Linked DNA regions of Homo sapiens: region 1 is linked to region 2. Evidence: read pairs that join two places in POLR2A ChIA-PET (ENCODE). Cell type or tissue: K562. All regions are shown on one strand. Links, peaks and the distances in the headings refer to the core of each region. The heading gives the core; the rest is flanking DNA. Region 1 overlaps RNF207 (ring finger protein 207). Region 2 overlaps ACOT7 (acyl-CoA thioesterase 7).

Region 1 (2,905 bases), core at 315-2,814, 100 kb after region 2:
CACTCCAGCCTCGGCAACAGAGCAAGACTCCATCTCAAAAAGAAAAAAAAAAAAGAAATATGCCAAAACTGAAGACCATGAATTTTCAGATTGAAAGAGCCTGCCAGTATCCAACCTAATGGATGGAAATAGACTCTCACCAAAGTGAAATCTCAGAACACTGGGAGCAAAGAGAAGATTCTACAAGCTTCCACAGAGAATTAGTAGGTCGCATTACAAGGGTTAGGAGTCTGAGTGCCTTCAGACTTCATGAACAACAACCATGGAAGCTAGAAAATAAGAAAGCGAGAGAGCGATGCCTTTGAAGGAGAATCCTTCCCAATCTAGAATTTCCCATCTAGAATTTGATACCCAGTGAAACTGTCAAGTATGAAGCTAGAATGGAGACATTGTCAGACCCTGCCATCCCAAACATGCACCTCCTTCACACTCTTTCTCAAGAAGTTACCAGGAGGTGGGCCCCCCTAAAACCTGACAGGCACTTCACCACAAGGGTGGTGAAGGGAGAGCCCAGGCTCCAGCCATTCCCTAGACCTACAGGGCAACCAGTCTATCCTGGGGCCCAGTGACTCAGAGACAGGAACAGCGAAGACTTGCCACCAAGATCCCTCTGCCACTGGAACCTGAGCACAGTGCTGAGACAGCCTGGTCAGGACTCTGCACAGACTTGGCTTGTCTTACATTGATGAAGTTCCTGCCCTCTCCTCCATGTCCTGCTGCCTGGATCAGCCCAGCAGGACCCTCGTGACACCCTTAGAAAGTGCCTTCTGCTTTGACCTACTCCTGAGGGTTGGAGGGACCAACTCTGAGCCTAAAAGCAGAAACTCAGAGCAGCCCACTCACTGTGACCATGCTTTTGCAAATGTCCGGCACCTTGTCCGCCCAGATACCCCAAAGGAACCCTAATGACCTGGCCAGCTGACTTCCCTGAACAGGGTCCTGTGGGTGTGGCACCTTTCCCATGCAGTTTTTTTTTTTTTTTTTTTTTAAGACAAGGTCTCACTGTGTCACCCAGGCTGTAGATTGTCGTGCCTCAGCCTCCCCAGTAGCTGGGATTACAGGCATGAGCCACCATGCATGGCTGATTTTTGTATTTTTAGTAGAGATGGGGTTCCACCATGTTGGCCAGGCTGGTCTCGAACTGCTGACCTCAGGTTATCCGCCCACCTCAGCCTCCCGAAGTGTTAGGATTACAGGCGTGAGCCACCGCACCCAGCCCCCATGCACATTCTGAAGAGTCTCAGTGGCCCTGGGAACACCCCCTTGGCCTCACCTGGGCTCCAGCCGCTCCTTCACCTTGGCAATGGAGCGGACGTAGGGCGTGATCTGCTTGGTGATGGTGGTCAGGTAGGCATTCTCCTGCCTCAGCTGGAGAAGGTCATGGAGCTGGGCTGTGGGGCCAAGGCCAGAGCATGGGGTCTTAATCCTGAAGCATCTGGCTTCAGATTTTTACTCAAGCCAGGCACCACGTAAATATCCCGACCATTTCCATGATGACCTCTAATTAAAGAGGGAGGCACTTGGTGGGGGCATTCTACTCAATGAATCCTGACCTCACATGCATCATTTGAGGCCAGTTAGCAGCTGGGAGGCACGGTCAAGCGCTAAGGGGAAGAGTGTGGGGATTTGCATCTGGTTAGTGGCCGACTCTGACTTCCTCCTCTGCTAGTATGTGGGTTAGCTCAGGGACAGAGGGTTCACTCGGCAGCCAACTGTCTGGAACCTTCATAAATCTCCTGCTCATTAGCCACTCGCTGATAGGCTTCCTCCCAAATCTGAAAGAGAAAAGCTGGACATTGGATGTGGCAGTGAGCTGAATTTACGGTGGCGGCATTGCTATCTCTAGCTACTCAGATCTACAAAGCACCCCCCAGCCAGGTCCACGTGGTTCCAAGCAGCAAAGACTCCCAGTTTCCAGACCCTGCCACATGAGGGTCCCGTGGGGTACAGGCCAGGTCCTCTTTCCCCGCTTACTGTCTTAGGGTAGCCCAGGTATCCCCTGACAGGTGGGGCTGGAGTTAGAGTCCTTGGGAGGGCTACCTCCTGGAAGACGACCCTCATGCCCTCTAAGGAGGCGTGCTCCGAGGCGATCTGCACGTCCAGTTGCAGGGACTTGTGCAGGACGTCTCCCATGATCTCCGCCTTGATGAGCGAGTGGTGCTTGGTGAGGTCTCGGTGCAGCTCCTGTACCTGGTCCTTTAGGCTCTGCATCTCTGCCTGCAGGTGCTGCACAGAGAGGCTGTGTGAGAGCGTGGGTCACCCTAGGCTGTTTTTACTGCCATGGACTTGGTGGAGGAATGGCTCCCAGCTTCAGCAGCTGGGAGAACTCGATTTCCCTGAGCGTACCTTGGTGAGGAGTGGGTTAGGACATCTCCCCCCTCCGGCAGATCCCTGCCCCCTCACCCGGTAGGAGTCCTCATAGTGGCGGCAGTGCTCTGCGAAGGGCGTGTTCTCGCCCTCCGCCAGCAGCACCTTGGTGCTGATGGACCGGTGCAGCGTGGGCTTTTGGACGGGTGACCCCGACATCTTTCCTACTGGGGAGGGGCAGTGGGGCCCCGTCAGCGCCTTGGGGCCTAAGCCCCCTGCCAGCCTGGGGAGAGAGCCAGTGTGGATGCAGGGGGGTGGGGAAGTCTGCCCCTCCCCCAGCCTCCCAGGGCAGCCCCCTGGACTGCTCCGGGATCTCACAGCCCTCTCCACCACCTGGAGCACAGCAGAGCCACCAGGAGATTTGAAAAGGCTGAGGCAAGGCCTCACCCGGACATCCACATCTATTTTTTAAAGTCCCTGGAGTGGGTTCCAGGATGTGGGGCCAAGAGCAAGTCCGTCGGAATGCTGCCGGGGCCAGGACCGAGTGAGTGGTGTGTTCACTTCTATGCTGGACAGAGGAAGTGTGGGCCCAGTCTCT
Region 2 (2,905 bases), core at 138-2,637:
GAACCCGGCTTTGGACGCCTTCGTTGACTGTGTAGACCTGAGGGTGGTTTCGGCATTGCCAGACCATTCAGCTGTGGGAATCAGCCTACCCCATAACTAATCTCTCTCTTTTGCAATTCCAGAGCCGAACACTGTCAGCTACAGCCAGTCCAGCTTGATCCACCTGGTGGGGCCTTCAGACTGCACCCTGCACGGCTTTGTGCACGGAGGTAAGAAGGAAGCGCCCTGGCCACTCCATTCCTGTCCCTTGGCTCATTGTTGCTTCTCTGGCAGCCGTGCTGCTGTCTGACACACTTGAGGCTCTTGTGTTTGGTGAAGTACAAACTTCCAAGAAGTTGTACAATAGGCCAGGTGCAGTGGCACATGCCTGTAATCCCAGCACTTTGGGAGATGGAGGCGGGAGGATTGCCTGAGCTTAGGAGTTCAAGACCAGCCTGGGCGACATAGGGAGACCCCTGTCTCTACAAAAAAATAAATAATAAGCCGGGCATGGTGGCCTGCACCTGTGATCCCAGCTACTGGGAGGCTGAGGTGGGAGGATCGCTTGAGCCCAGGAGGTCGAAGTTGCAGTGAGCCATGATCGTGCCACTGCACTTCAGCCTGGGCAACAGAACGAGACCCTATCTCAAAAGAAAAGGTTGAACAATAAATCACAGAAATATGCTGGCAGGCTGGGCGCCATAGGTCACGCCTGTAATCCCAGCACTTTGGGAGGCCGAGGTGGCTGGATCACCTGAGGTCAGGAGTTCAAGACCGGCCTGGCCAACATGGCAAAACCCCATCTTTACTAGAAATACAAAAATTAGCCAGGTGTGGTGGCAGGCGCCTGTAGTCCCAGCTACTCGGGAGGCTGAGGCAAGAGAATCACTTGAACCTGGGAGGCGGAGGTTGCAGTGAGCTGAGATCGTGCCACTGCACTCCAGCCTGGGCGACAGAGTGAGACTCCGTCTCAAGAAAAAAAAAAAAAAAAAAGAAAGACTCTGGCACCCATTTTTCAAATTGGTGATAAAAATTAAACGGATGACTGCGTCCCTGGGGAGGCTCACATGCAGCCCCGGGATCTGATAGCTGTGAGATGTTTAATGCCTGCTGAGGGTCAGGGCAGGGCCTTGCAGGGCACCGATGGCCCCAAAGACTAGCATCGTGACTCACCGGCAGTGACTCGTTAATAATGTTTTTCCTCTAATGTTTGCATTTATTTTTTCCCAGTAAGTACAGATCTCTTCTCAAACAACACAGGCCTTAAAGTTCGTAGCTTGGCTTCCCAGAGTTTGGGAAACAGCTGGAACGCAAGAGGATTTAGCTCTAGGTTCACAGATGGACACTTTTTACTTTAATAATGTGTAATTATTTTTCATGATTTAAAGAAAATGTAGATAGCATATCAAACCTGTAATTTCATGGCTACTGTAATTTTGAAGAAGACCAAAGTAAGCTTTTAAAAACAAGTTGGTTGAAGAAAAACGTCAAGGAGATAAGATCATAGTGAAGTGGTATCAGTGAGAGCAGAAGTTGTGAAGGTGCTGTGTGGTTAATGAAGGCTGGGTGCAGCTGTTCTTGGTGTACTGAGCTATTCATCTGTCCCAGGCATAACAGGCACTTTTGCACAATGCTGTCATTTCTAACTGCCTGGAACACCAAGTTCTGTTTTCTTCTCCACTCAGAAAACTCCTATTTATCCTTCAAAACCCAGCTCAAACGACACCACTCTGTGCTGGCTTACATTTATATTTCTACCAGGGACACCTCAGGAGCAGGGATTGGATCATATTCTTTGTGTTGGCTCCAGCACCCACAGAGAGTCAAAGGGGCACCTTGCAGATACTTACTCCATGAGTGAGAGGCACCAATCACTTTCAGGTTTGGGACATTGGCTCTGGGCCTATGAGATGGAGTCTCACTCTGTTGCCCAGGCTAGAGTGCAGTGGCATGATCTGATCTTGTCTCACTGTATCCTCCGCCTCCTGGGTTCAAGAGATTCTCCCGCTTCAGCTTCCCAAGTAGCTGGGATTACAGGCACGTGCCACCACACTCGGCTAATTTTTGCATTTTAAGTAGAGATGGGGTTTTACTATGTTGGCCAGGCTGGTCTCAAACTCCTGACCTCAAGTGATCTGCCCACCTTGGCCTCCCAAAGTGCTGGGATCACAGGCGTGAGCCACCGCGCCCGGCCCTGATGTGAGATATGTTTCCAAAGTTTGTTTCTTTTTCTTTTTCCTACTTCATGATTGTTTTCGTCTTCCCACTCAGTGGTGGCTGCACTGCTCGTAAATCTGATTAACTATGGTCTTGCCAAGGGAAGCTGTGCTTTATAACAGCACTTCCAGGCCCACGAGCACTATGACAATCTGAGTGTCTTGCTGCCCGCAGAACAGCTGTTGCCTCAGAGGCATTCCCTGTTTCCCCTTCCTTACTGCCCCCATGTCTCTGTCCTCCCTCGAATTCCAGGGTGGGCTCAGCTCCCTCTTCCGAGCCTGGCCATCCCAAGCCCAGGCTTCTGCCACTTCCGAGTATTGTGTTTGAGACTCATACAGCTCCATTCTGCCTGGAATTTGTGAAACTCTGGGCTATGAGTTCTGCTTACTTTGTCGACATGTTAGACGTTCTTCACTAAATGGGGCATTTCCGTCGTCGCTGTCTACGTGCTGAAAAGTCCACACCCTTAAGCCCAGTCTTTCTTTCTTTATGTGCTGAAAGGCATCAGTGAGATGCCAGGAGTGGGAGAAGTCACTGGAGAAGCCCCTTGGAAGTCCGCAGCATGTCATGTTCATTTACGGTGTCTAAGCTGCTTCACTGATACAGGCACATGTTAAGATGTGTATTAGGAATAATGGCTTTACAATAATGCCTATTTTAGTAGGGATTTTCTGCCCACAATTTGTAAAAAAATCTAATAATTTTACCA

What was found. Peaks named below come from ENCODE experiments on the same cell type or tissue, not always from the same donor. Only the 100,000 strongest peaks of a DNase experiment are listed, where the experiment ranks them.
Region 1: POLR2A ChIA-PET joins it to region 2 with 5 read pairs; 3 of 35 experiments call an interaction of 5 or more read pairs at or near these places.

What each region holds. Positions count from the first base shown.
Region 1 is chr1:6,211,552-6,214,456 of GRCh38, reverse strand. It overlaps RNF207 (ring finger protein 207), which reads right to left. Exons shown (of 18, transcript NM_207396.3): 13 at 2,404-2,590; 14 at 2,041-2,226; 15 at 1,724-1,775; 16 at 1,274-1,391. Among named protein-coding and RNA genes, the nearest start is that of RNF207, 6.9 kb to the right of the region's middle. In K562, for the core only: no CTCF peak of the experiment used is centred there; no DNase peak of the experiment used is centred there.
Region 2 is chr1:6,315,796-6,318,700 of GRCh38, reverse strand. ACOT7 (acyl-CoA thioesterase 7) reads left to right here. Exons shown (of 9, transcript NM_007274.4): 6 at 123-209. Among named protein-coding and RNA genes, the nearest start is that of GPR153, 56 kb to the right of the region's middle. In K562, for the core only: no CTCF peak of the experiment used is centred there; DNase peaks (open chromatin) are centred at 1,100 and 1,560.